Regions from separate parts of the Homo sapiens genome. Here all the other regions are linked to region 3. Evidence: chromatin contacts called from ENCODE Hi-C or POLR2A ChIA-PET data. All regions are on one chromosome and are shown on one strand. Each heading gives the region's core, a stretch centred on a gene start or an enhancer-like site at or near the end of the contact. The rest is flanking DNA. Distances are from core to core; before and after follow the strand shown. Region 1 overlaps WHRN (whirlin). Region 2 holds the start of TNFSF15 (TNF superfamily member 15). Region 3 holds the start of ATP6V1G1 (ATPase H+ transporting V1 subunit G1). Region 4 has its middle 37 kb from the start of TEX48.

Region 1 (2,960 bases), core at 322-2,821, 130 kb before region 3:
TCCTGGGGCTGCCAAGAGGACGGAGCAAGATGATTTCAAGGAATCACCTGGACAGGGCTGGGCCTGCAGCAAATCATCAATAAATAGTTGCTTTTATGGCATTGTTATTATGGAGACATCAGAAATATCACTGTGGGGGTGTGTGCGCATGAACGCACACACCACACACACAGGAAAACCCCAAGTGAAGACCATTCGCTCCTCCCTAATTTTCACAAAGCAGTAAATTCAAGCTGCCTACAGGGGAAGGCCCTGCCCTGTGTCCCTCCCCCAGTCTGCCTGAGAACCACTTCACAAAGAGAGGACCCATCTAAGTTCTGTAAGAACCTCTGGGGTTCACCAGAGAAGGTATGAGGAGAGGGAAGAGATGAGAATGGGACTTCTGTGACTAAGTGCTAGACCCACCTGGGTTTGAATCCCAGCTCTTCTTCCTATTAACTGTGTGACCTTGGGCAAGTTACTTAACCTCTCTGGGCTTCAGCTGCCCATCTGTAAAATAGGGATAATACCAGAGCCTCCTTGCAGGGATGCTGGGAGCATTAAATGATTCACTGTAGGCACAGTACTCACTAAGCACCATGGTGGGACAGAGGGCGGACTCCCAAAATGCTGGCAATTGCTGTTGTTATTCCTGCATGTTAGAAATAACTAGAAGACTGCTCACCCTAATGACTTATTTCTGTTACTACTATTTCCTCAGCAACATAGGAAAGGTAAAGAATAAAAATTAAAATTAAAAAATGTATCATTACTGTTTCCTGTTATCACCACTACCCTCATGCTGCTGTATCTTCTGCCATTTTCACCATGCTTTTACTTAAACACATCCTGAATGGCCAGAAGAATCCTCCGGGTTCCAAATCTAAAAAGCAGAGTGTGCAGAAACATCGGGCAGGTGTCACCAACATGCTGACGGCAGAGAACCGGGCAGAAGTGGGGAGAGCTGGCTGGCCGGCTGCCAAGGGGCGTCAGCCTGAGTTTCCATCACGCAAATTCAGGGTTATAGGGCTAACAAGGACAGCACCTGGCACACAGTAAGTATCCGGGAAATTGTTCTTGTCTTGAAGAAGTGACTGTGGAGAAGGCAGGCCCTGAGCCAGGTGTCTTTGACTCCAAAGCTCCTATCTTGAGCACTATCTCCTTTGCATCCTGGCCTGAACACAGCACAGAGCAGGCATTTTTGTTTGAGAAGTGTGAGTGGTTTTCCCACTCACCTAGGTTGTGCATTGAGCAATCAGACCCTGTCTCTCAGAGATGCTTGCCTTTGGGCTAAAAGAGGCTGGGTAGCAGCCTGGCCCACAGTGAGGTTTGCTCATCACAGGTGCTCTCTGGACATTAGGTGCCATCTTCAGCTCCTCCCTGATGGAGGGCAGATGGCGGGAATCAGTCTACACTCACAGATCTCAGCTGCCAACCCTCCATTTCACACATGGGGATGCTGAGGGCCAGAAGGAAGGAAAGGACTGGCTGAGAGAAGGGCCCAGAGCTCTGGGCCCCCAGCATAGAGCCCCGTTGCCATCAGGCAGTTTGGCTTTGTCTGCTGATTCCATCCTGATGCTTCTGCTGGGAGGCGAGAGCAAGCCTGACAGACTCTCCACACCTGCTTCCTGTTTCTTCATGGAGGAAGGGGTGTGGTTACTGTGTTTGTTTTGCATTGCTATAAAGGAATACCTGAGGCTGGGTAATTTATAAAGAAAAGAGGTTTATCTTGGCTCATGGTCCTGCAGGCTGTACAAACAGCGTGGTGCTGGCATCTGCTTCTGGTGAGGCCTCAGGAAGCTTTTACTCATGGCAGATGGTGAAAAGGGAGCAGGTGTGTCACAAGGTGAGAGAAGGAGTAAGAGAGGTCCCAGGCTCTTTTAAACAACCAGCTCTCACATGAACTAATAGAGCAAGAACTCACTCATTACCTCTGGGAGGGCACCAAGCCCTTCATGAAGGGTCCACCCCTGTGACCCAAACACCTCCCAGTAGGCCCCCTCCAACACTGGGGATCACATTTCAACATGAGATTCGGAGAGGACAAATATCCAAACTACATCAGTTACTATATAATATTTGTTTAATAAGGATCCTTTAAGTGTATTTCATTCTGTGATTATGGCTGATTTTATGGTAGTCCTAATGAAGGTGACAAAAATAATGTCTTAATATTTATATAATTCCTGACAGTTAAAAAAAACTCACATAATAAGGGCACCTTACAAGCAATTCTCTGCCTTTAAATTCCACAACTTGGATGAATGGACCAATTTCTTGAGAGACGCAAACTACTAACACTCAAGAAAGAAAAATAGATAACCTATAGATATCCTATATATTACATGTCCAAAAAATGGAGTTTATAGTTAAATCATCTCCCCCAAAAAAACTCAAGCCCAGACACTTTCATGAATGACTTCCCAACTCATTTTGTGAAGCCAGCATTATATAATACTAAGACTAGATACATTATAAGAAAAGAAAACCCAGACCACTATCCTTCATGAACACAAATGGAAATATCCTCCACAAAACATTGGCAAATCAAATCCAGCAATCTCTATAAGGGATAATTTATCACAACCAAGAGTGTTTATACAAGGAATGCAAGGCTGTTTCAACATTTGAAAATCAATGTAATTAACAGATTAAAAGAGAAAAGCCATATGATCAGAAAAATACTTTAAAAATTCAACATACATTCAGGATACTCTCTAAACAAAGTAGGAATCAAATCTGATGAAGAGTATCCACAGAAAATCCCACAGCTAACATACTTCATGGTGAAAAATTAATGCTTTCCTTTAAGATAGAAATAAGGCAAAATTTTTCTCTCAACTGTTCTACTCAGTATCATACTAGACATTGTAGTCAGTGCAATAAGTTAAGAAAAAGAAATAAAAGGCATACAGATCCAAAAAGAAAAAATAAAACTCTGACCATCTGCCTAGAAAATTTCAGACTCTGCAATAAACCTC
Region 2 (2,734 bases), core at 123-2,622, 220 kb after region 3:
TTTAACATAAACAGCATTTCCGGTTTGTCTGCATATTTCTACATTTTATGAGCAATGGCATCTGGCCATGAACGCTGCTGCCTGAATCACAGTCTGTTTGTTGACCCTGATGGGGCAGCGAGAATTACAGATTTTCCATGGCTTACTTGTGGTGTCTATGCTTTGAAACTGGCCAGGATTGCTTAGAGGCTAGGTTTCCAGTTAAACCCATTGAAAACCCATTTTTTTCCCTTTGCAATTTAATACTTTGAACTGAAATGAAATCAGCCACCATAGATTATGAAGGGACATTTTTAAAAAGGATATTACTGGAAAGACTCATTCCTTAGGTTTTGAGGTACATCTTTGTTGTTCCCAGCCAAGAATTATGTTTTCTTCTTGACACCTATCGCTGCCCCTACCATTGTTCTCCCTAGACTTCATATTCTTTTTCTGACTAGGCTTCTCCCAGGCCTCAGCAAGACCTTAGAGATAGACAACCAGGCAGGAGGTTCTTTCTTAAGCTCTAAAAAGAGAAAAAGTTCTAAACCCAAGAAAAAGAGTGGGTAAAGAAATTATAGCATCCACATATAGGAATGTGTATCTATAGCATCATGTTGTTGTGAATTCATTAGCATATAAATAAAATCATAATATATTAGCAGACTCAGAATAATCTCGTCTCATTAAAAAATCCGTTTTATATCTGGCATATAATTCTGTACAGAATTATATATCCCAAACTGTTAACAGTGGTCAGCTATAAGAGTTATGGGTAATGATGACTTTCTTCCTCTCCTTATCTGTATTTTCTAACTTTTTTCAATGACCGTGTTAGTTATGTAATTTTAAGTTTTTTTCTTAAATAAAAAGAATCTTCCCAAATTACCAGTATACTATGATTATAATTATCTAAAAAATATGAGGCTGAAGGTTATCCCCACAGTAAAAGAAGGGACTGTTCATTCCCTAGAAATATTGAGAATAAACACCAAATTGAACCTCTCCACCCCTCCCACTCTACATTTCCTCTGCATGTAGAAACAAGAAATGTGATACATCAAGAAACTCTATCCTCTGTCCAGAGCTGAAATAGTTGCCACTCACTGCAGAGAGTCCACTGCTCCTCCCCAAGGTCAGAGTGCCATGTGGCTTACCTGGAACTGCACACAGGCCTCTCCCTGGGCCCGGAGCTGGCTGACAAGCAGGTATGTGGTGAGTCCTGCAAGGAAGGGGAGCAACACCAGGCAGCAGGTGAGAGCCCAGCGTGCGCTGCTGCTCCTGGCCTTGGGCCTGCAGCTGCCGTGCTCTGGCAGCATTTCCACACTGGCTGTTTCCCCAAAGCTCAGTCCCAGATCCTCGGCCATGCTCCTGCTGCTCCTGGAGGCACCTCTGACTCCTGGGCAGAGAGAGCCCCCATTAAATAGAAGACCAGCTCTCACAGTGGGTGACTTAATCACTCAGTCTCCTCCTTCCCTTTTCCTCTCCCCTCCCCTCTTCAAGAGCACACTGTGGCCCTACCCTGCTAGAGAATGCACCGCCTACAACAGAAACCAAGTTTGGTTTGAGGAAAAAAAAAAAAAAAAAAAAAAGAAGAAGAAGGAGAAGAAGAAAGCTTTCCCAAGCATATTTATATACAGTATGCTCATGTGCTCCTTCCTTCGTTTACAGAAGGAAGTTAGGAAAGTCCCTGAAGGAGGAGAGAAAGAATTCATCAAGTCAGTGGGTGGGGCAAATTAAAATATACCTGTTCCCTGCACTGGAGGCTTACCAGCTGTGCCAGTCTGGGGAGTGTGCTTCTGGAAGTGAAAGTGAGGGATGAGAGGTGTGTGGTTTGCAGATTGGGAAACGGAAATCACATTTGCATCAGCTCTTTGCAAAGTGCTGCCTAGCCCTCTGTCATTTTGAACCTCATAGAAATTCATTCTCAGTGTACAGATGGGAATAGCAAAGTTCTAAAAGGTGAAGGCACTTGTCCTAGGTCATCCAAGGATGAAGACAGAGGAGCTAGGAAGATGACCTAGTTCTAAATCACGGCTTGGAGTTGTAACCTCTAGCACATGACTGCCCATGAAAGGAAAGTATTTCCAGTCTGCATTGACCATTGTTTAATCAGAGTATGAGGCCACAGATCGAGGTGACTGTCTGTGAGGGTAGAACATTAACCACTACTCCCTGATTAGTCTAAAGTTAATTGATCATGTGATGTGCTTTGCCTGCAGTTGGGTGTGGGGGCCACAACATGTAATAAAAGATTATATTTATTAAGTGCTTACTTTGTGCCAATCACTGCTCTAAGTTAAATACATCAATAAAATTATTCAATCCTGAGATAAATTTTGTGACAATAAAGCTATCATTCTCATTTTACACATAAGAAAATAAAGCACAGACGGCAAGTGGTAGAGCCAGGATTGGGACTCAGGCAGGCTGGCTGCTGGCTTCTTCACCATCACACTTCACCATAGGTACTGCTGGATCATGCATGTTCATAAATACCTGCACTGTCTTTACCCAGGAGTGGGTAAGACCCTGCAGTGAGGGGGTTGAGGGGGCTTCCTGGAGAAAGAGGTGGTGTTGGAACTCGGCCTTAGAGCTCAGGGAGGGTTGATCTCAGAGGAAAGTAAAGGACCCTGGGAAAAGATGGGTTCTAGAAATAATAGGAAAGTTTAAGGAATGGCCTGTGATGTACGGCAGAAACCAGTTTTACTAGCGCCTCCATCCAGTTGCTACTTCTGGTTATGTCACAGCCTGG
Region 3 (2,896 bases), core at 59-2,558:
CTCAGCCTCCTGAGTAGCTGGGATTACAGGCGCGCGCCACCATGCCCGGATTTTTGTATTTTTAGTAGAGACCAGGTTTCACCACATTGGTCAGGCTGGTCTCAAATTCCTGATCTCGTGATCCGCCGGCCTCAGCCTCCCAAAGTGCTGGGATTATAGGCGTGAGCCACCGCGATTGGCCTATTTTAATTTTTTAATTTTAATTTTTTTGAGACAGTCTTGCTCTGTCGCCCTGGCTGCAGTGCAGCGTCACGATCTCGGCTCACTGCAGCCTCCGCCTCCCGGGTTCAAGCGATTCTCGTGCCTCAGCCTACTGAGTAGCTGCGATTACAGGCGCGCGCCACCACGCCCGGCTAATTTTTGTATTTTTAGTAAAGACGGGGTTTCACCACGTCGGCCAGGCTGGTCTCGAACTCCTCACCTGAAGTGATCCACCCGCCTCGGCCTCTCAAAGTGCTGGGATTACAGGCTCGTGAGCCACTGCGCCTGGCCTTCAGATCTTAAACACCACTTCCTTGGTACAGCATTCAGAGACACCTCCATATTCCTCTCCCCTTACTAAAGGTTCCTTCTTACGGCACCCTGCATTTTTCCTTCATGACTTTATCACAGTTTGTAATTGTCTATTTATTTTAATTAATCTGTCTGTGTCCATAAACTGTGAGCTCCGCCGGGACCTTGTTTGCCCTGCTCTCTGCTATGTCCTCAATATCAACAGTGGACTAGGATCACAGCAGGCTTTCATCAAATATTTATGGGAAACAGTCCAGTCCATTCCTGAACTCGGGTTCAGAAAAGGATAGCGACCTGTCCAAAATCACACAGGTTAGCGGCAGACTTGATCCCGAGTCTCCTAACTGGCAACCCAAGACTCTATCCCCGGAACTGGCAAGAATCTTCCTGAACTACCCCGATAAAATTTTGAGTGCCAAAGAAAGTCCCAGAAAGGGAGTGAGTAGAGCAGTGTGGAGAGTAGGAGGAAAGTGATTTGACTTGGCCCCTCCTCTCTTGACGTTGAGCATACTGCAAACAGACACTATACGTGGCAGGGCGGCTACAGAGTGAACCAGCGACAGGGTAGCCATTAAAAGAGGCCAGGGAGCGGACAGAGGAGTAGAGGGCAGTACTGCGCAGTAGACTGCACAGGCGCAGTCGAGGAGCTCCGCTCCTTTCTCCTCAGCCCCGCCCCGCCCCATTTCTGCCGAATCACAGAAGTTCAAGAGCGGTCAGCTGATGCTACGCTGTGCGGTCACGTGACAACGGGGGCGAAGCGCAGGCGCAAGGAGCAAGCGCAGATTGTGGGCGGCTGTGTCAGCTGACCCAAGGGGCCTTCGAGGTGCCTTAGGCCGCTTGCCTTGCTCTCAGAATCGCTGCCGCCATGGCTAGTCAGTCTCAGGGGATTCAGCAGCTGCTGCAGGCCGAGAAGCGGGCAGCCGAGAAGGTGTCCGAGGCCCGCAAAAGTGAGTTTCAGGGTGGGGCTGCCCGGCGTGGCGCGAGTCGAAGAAAGACCGCTGGGCCTCAGGTGGTGGGTAGATTAGGCCCGAAAAACTGCGGGGTGCGGGCGTGCGTATAGTCGCGGAAGGTTGTGTGTTTCGAAGCTTTGAGGAGCTGAGGCTCTGGAAGGCTTGCGGATCGCCTGGAAGCCACGATGTGAGATGGTAAATTGGGCGTGGAAACAATAATGGGTTACCGTCCTTGGGGCCTGGAGGCATGTGAAATGGGCTCTCCAAACGGAGCTCTTTGTTCTTCTTCTCTCCCACTTAACCGCTCTGGGGTGGTCAGTCTCGGTGAAGGGAGCCAGCATCCACACAGTTGCTTGGTCTAGAAACCTGGAGTCCTGCTTGCCTCTTCTCCCTCCCTCATTTAGTCAGTCGCCAAGGCTTGCGTATCTTTCACTTTTTCCCCCATGTCTACTACCAGCGTCTTAGTCCAGGACACCAGTTTCTCTAAAGGTACTGTAGTTGTCTAAATCGTTGGCGTGTGTGCGTGTGTGTGTTTCTGATATGTGGCAAGCGCAGTGTGTGTGTGTTTCTAACATGTGGCAAGCGCAGTGTGTGTGTGTGTGTGTGTGTGTGTGTGTTTCTGTCTAATATGTGGCAAGCGCAGTGCCCAGTGCATCAGTTGTCTCCCCTAACGTGGCATTCAGTGTCGCAGTGAAGGAAGCAGGTATTGGGTCAGTTAATTAATTGCAGGAGAGATGAGGGCTGGAGTGGAGAAATGTAAGGTTGCTAAAGAATTTAACAGGTGAGTTTAATCTAGACTGGGGAGTGGAAGAACCCGTTCTGGTCCCCTCCAGTCAATCCATTCTCCTCTCTGCAATCAGTCATCCTTCTAAAATGCAAATATGTGACTTCCTGCTGGTAAGGAACAAAATAAATAAATAAGTGCAGATATGATTTCCCTACCGCCTTTGTAGTCAGACGTTTAGTTCCTGCAGAAGAAAGCTCAAATTCCTTAATGAAGTTGGGGAGGCTCTTGTGGGTCAGGCCTGGTGCTTTCCTCCAGCTATACTGAATCGTTGTGGTCCCTCAGAAGCAGCATGATGTCTTTCACCTGCAGGTTTTTGCACACGCTGTTTCTTCTGACGTGAGAAGCCTTTTCCAATTCTCCTCCCCTTTGTTCTCTGACCCTTAGTCTTCCATCAGACCTCAATTTAGGAAACACTTCTTCCCGGGAAGCCTTTCCTGACTCATGCTTGTCCCCCGGACTAGGCTTGGAGTCCCTCCCAAGTGCTGATTTCTGCCACTGCCGTGCAATAACCTGTTTGTTTATATGGCTCAGTCACTAGACTAAGCTTCTGGAGAACAGAAACTATGTCTCATTTAACTTTATGTATCCAGTTTCCCGTCTGGTGAGAAAGATGCTTCTATCCCTATTTTACAGATAGTAAAAATGA
Region 4 (2,813 bases), core at 290-2,789, 130 kb after region 3:
TTTCAAGAAGGTAGTGGCTCTCATAATTACATCTAGAGTTAAACACTACACAAGTTTGTATTTAGGAGTGAGGTGGACTTGGGTGGGTGAGGCATGCAGCCCCCTCTCTCTTCTCTTACAGCTCAGAGTGACAGGAGGTGTCTTCTTCTCTTGCTCCTGGGCTGCCTGAGACAGGCTCACTCACTCCCAAGGGAGGATTTAGAGTCTCTAAACTTAGCATTACCTCCCCTCCCTTCTTTTAGCCTTGAATGGGCTTGTTTGAAAGACCATCTGGCTCTTTTTTTGAGCCCCTGGGACATTTGCCCTTGGAAGAGAGCTTGGTTGTATCCTGGGGATATTTGAGAACAGCACTACTCCTACATTGTGTACCAGCGAAATAGAGACACAGATAGGGGAAGCGCTTAAAGTTCCTCCAGTGCTGGCAGAGGCTCTTGCTACCAATAGGTGCTGTTCTGGCAGTGTGTGTTCTAGGGCAGGTGTGCTTCCTGGGCTACCATTTTCCCATCTTCATCCTACCTCTGCCCTCCTGCTGTGGACTGAGTTGTGTCCCTCCCCAATTCAAAAGTTGTAACCCTAACCCCCAAGGTGACTGTATTTGGAGACAAGCCCTTTACAGAAGTAATTAAGGCTAAATGACGTCATAAGGGCAGAGCCCTGATCCAAAAGGATTTTAGGGTGCTTAAGAGATACTAGAGAGCTTTCTCTCTCTCTCTCTCTCTTTCCTCTCTCTCTTCTCTCTCTCTCTCTTTATCTCCTCTTCTCTCTCTCTTCTTTCTCTCTTCTCTCTCTCTCCTCGCACCATATGAAGACACAGCAAGAAGGTGGCCATCTGCAAGCCAGGAAGGGAGCCCTCATCAGGACCCGACCATGCTGAAACCCTGGCCTCAGACTTCTAGTTTGCAGAGCTGTGAGAAAATAAATGTCTGTTGTTTAGGTCACCCAGCCCATGGTATTTTGTTATGACAGCCTGAGCTGAAAAATACATCTCTCAATCCTGATAGACCTGCTCTTCCCCTTATCTCAGACTGCTTTACCTGTCTAATCCTCTGTCTCCTTTTTCTCCCTAAAATCCTAGATGTTGGCATTCTTCAAGGTTTTGCCCCTTACACCATGCCCTTCCTTCTCCCCTTTCCTGTTCCCACTCTTCCCTCTTTCTTCTCTTTTCTATACTCTGGCTTTCACATCTTCAGTTCTAGCCTCACTGTAGGTAATATCTTCATTACTTCTCTCCTGACTCCTATCTGGCATTTCCAGCCACCTCCTGAAGTTTTCTACCTGGGTTTCCTTTCATCAAAGATGGTGTCCTCTCCACTCTCCCCAACCAGAAAATTCATGGCCCTCCTGACTTCCTTGTTTACATCCTTGACACCCCACTCCCCCTGCCTTCTAATAAATTTCCAAGTCATCTTTGGTCTGCCATGCCTCCTTTCTGGACCAGGGAAGAGGGGGTGTGAGTTGCAGCCTTAGGGAGTGGTTAGCAAACCTGGTCGCATAGTCAAAAAGCACCTGCAGGAGTGGCCTCTGTGAGTCATGAAACCACAGGGGCCCCACCTCTTGTGTTTTTCTTGGAATCGGGTGTGTGGGTGTGAGCGCCCTCTCACGAAGACCTCTGCAGGGTTGCATCCTCAAAGGAGGGCAACAGCTGACCTGTGCAGAGCGCTTTGCAGTTTACAAAGCACTTTCACATACCTTGACTCATTTCCACCCTACGACAACTCCATGAGGCGGGATTATTGTTCCGCATCAAGAGCTGAAGGGACTGAGAGTGACTTGCCCAAGGTCAGCGCTAGAAGGTGGCCAAACTGGGACTCAAATCTGGTTATCCTGCTCACAGACAGAGGAATTCCCTGGGCACCTCTCACTGCTAGGCCCTTGACATTGGCTCTCTCAATACGTGAGGAAAGTTGAGGCTCAGCTAAGTGGGATGATTTGCTTAGGATCTCCAGTGGGTGAGTGCTGCCCTGAGGCTCTGAACCCATGTGGATCTGACTCCAAAGCCAGTGTATGCATGACTTCACTAGGTGCATGGCCTCCCAAATCCCAGGGCTTCCCATTAACCCAGAGGGACTTCCTGATGGGTATTGAGCCGTGGCTTGTCATCTTGTTGAAGTGGCTTCCAGCCTGGAGAGTCATCATCTCCGTCATCACCCTCATGTTTGGCACTATTTATTGAGTGCTTACCATATGCCAAGCACTGTGTCTGATGCATTATATACTTGATCCCTGCGTTGATGCATATAATGATGCAAATTCATCTGCTGAAGTCCTACTGTCCAGTATTTCAGAATGTGACTATATTTGGAGATAGAGTCTTTAGAGAGGTAATCAAGTTAAAGTCACCACGATGGGTCCTAATCCAATGTGACTAGGGTCCTTAAAAGGAAATCTGGACACAGACACATACTGAGGGGAGACCATGTGCAGACATGAAGAGAAGGTGATCATCTATAAGCCAAGGAGAGAGGCCATGGAAGAAACCAACTCTACTGATACCTTGATCTGGAACTTCTAGCCTCCAGAACTGTGGGGAAATGCATTTCTGTTTAAGCCACTCAGTCTGTGGTACTTTTTTATGGCAGCCCTAGCAAATGATATATCTGATCTCATTAGGTTCTCACAGCCATTATGGTAATGGGCTTCTGATCCCTAGGGGAGCCCAAGGCAGGAGAGAGAGAGGAATGGGCCCCATGAGGTTGTCTGAGAATGACCTGCTGACAATCAGACTGGTGCCCACAAAGTGGCAATTACCCTGGTGAGGCTGCCAGGGTTCGGGTTGTTGCCATGGTAAGGGCTGGCGGCCCCCAGCTCTGTGA

What was found. Hi-C counts contacts between places; a loop is a spot of excess contacts on that map. ChIA-PET counts read pairs that join two places held with the same protein, here RNA polymerase II (POLR2A). Pooled maps may share reads with other maps.
Region 1: a loop to region 3 is called in a map of B cell, with 3 times the contacts of the local background. The contact joins the enhancer-like site here to the promoter of ATP6V1G1 in region 3. A Hi-C loop is called at or near these places in 3 of 168 maps with a recorded cell type or tissue (B cell, dorsolateral prefrontal cortex and endothelial cell of umbilical vein) and 5 of 50 pooled maps. POLR2A ChIA-PET finds 5 or more read pairs at or near these places in 10 of 52 experiments (A549, B cell, CD4-positive, alpha-beta T cell and 7 more).
Region 2: a map with no recorded cell type shows a loop between it and region 3 (7-fold over the local background). The contact joins the promoter of TNFSF15 here to the promoter of ATP6V1G1 in region 3. A Hi-C loop is called at or near these places in 1 of 37 single-sample maps with no recorded cell type and 2 of 50 pooled maps. POLR2A ChIA-PET finds 5 or more read pairs at or near these places in 2 of 52 experiments (RWPE1 and activated T-cell).
Region 4: a loop to region 3 is called in a pooled map, with 4 times the contacts of the local background. The contact joins the enhancer-like site here to the promoter of ATP6V1G1 in region 3. A Hi-C loop is called at or near these places in 4 of 50 pooled maps. POLR2A ChIA-PET finds 5 or more read pairs at or near these places in 3 of 52 experiments (GM10248, H1 and HepG2).

What each region holds. Positions count from the first base shown.
Region 1 is chr9:114,451,405-114,454,364 of GRCh38, forward strand. All of the region lies in intron 3 of WHRN (whirlin), which reads right to left. Among named protein-coding and RNA genes, the nearest start is that of WHRN, 53 kb to the right of the region's middle. Within about 2 kb of position 1,572, at least 8 of the 41 ENCODE cell types and tissues checked have a DNase peak (open chromatin) inside an H3K27ac peak, as active enhancers do; they include B cell, CD4-positive, alpha-beta T cell and OCI-LY7, where a contact is called at or near this core.
Region 2 is chr9:114,804,667-114,807,400 of GRCh38, forward strand. It overlaps TNFSF15 (TNF superfamily member 15), which reads right to left and starts at 1,373. Exons shown (of 4, transcript NM_005118.4): 1 at 1,137-1,373. The coding sequence starts at 1,346.
Region 3 is chr9:114,586,461-114,589,356 of GRCh38, forward strand. It overlaps ATP6V1G1 (ATPase H+ transporting V1 subunit G1), which reads left to right and starts at 1,309. Exons shown (of 3, transcript NM_004888.4): 1 at 1,309-1,460. The coding sequence starts at 1,379. RefSeq lists enhancers at 1-587, 588-1,406, 1,045-1,124, 1,235-1,744.
Region 4 is chr9:114,717,437-114,720,249 of GRCh38, forward strand. No RefSeq gene overlaps it. Among named protein-coding and RNA genes, the nearest start is that of TEX48, 37 kb to the left of the region's middle. RefSeq lists enhancers at 901-2,100, 1,468-1,587. Within about 2 kb of position 1,540, at least 3 of the 41 ENCODE cell types and tissues checked have a DNase peak (open chromatin) inside an H3K27ac peak, as active enhancers do.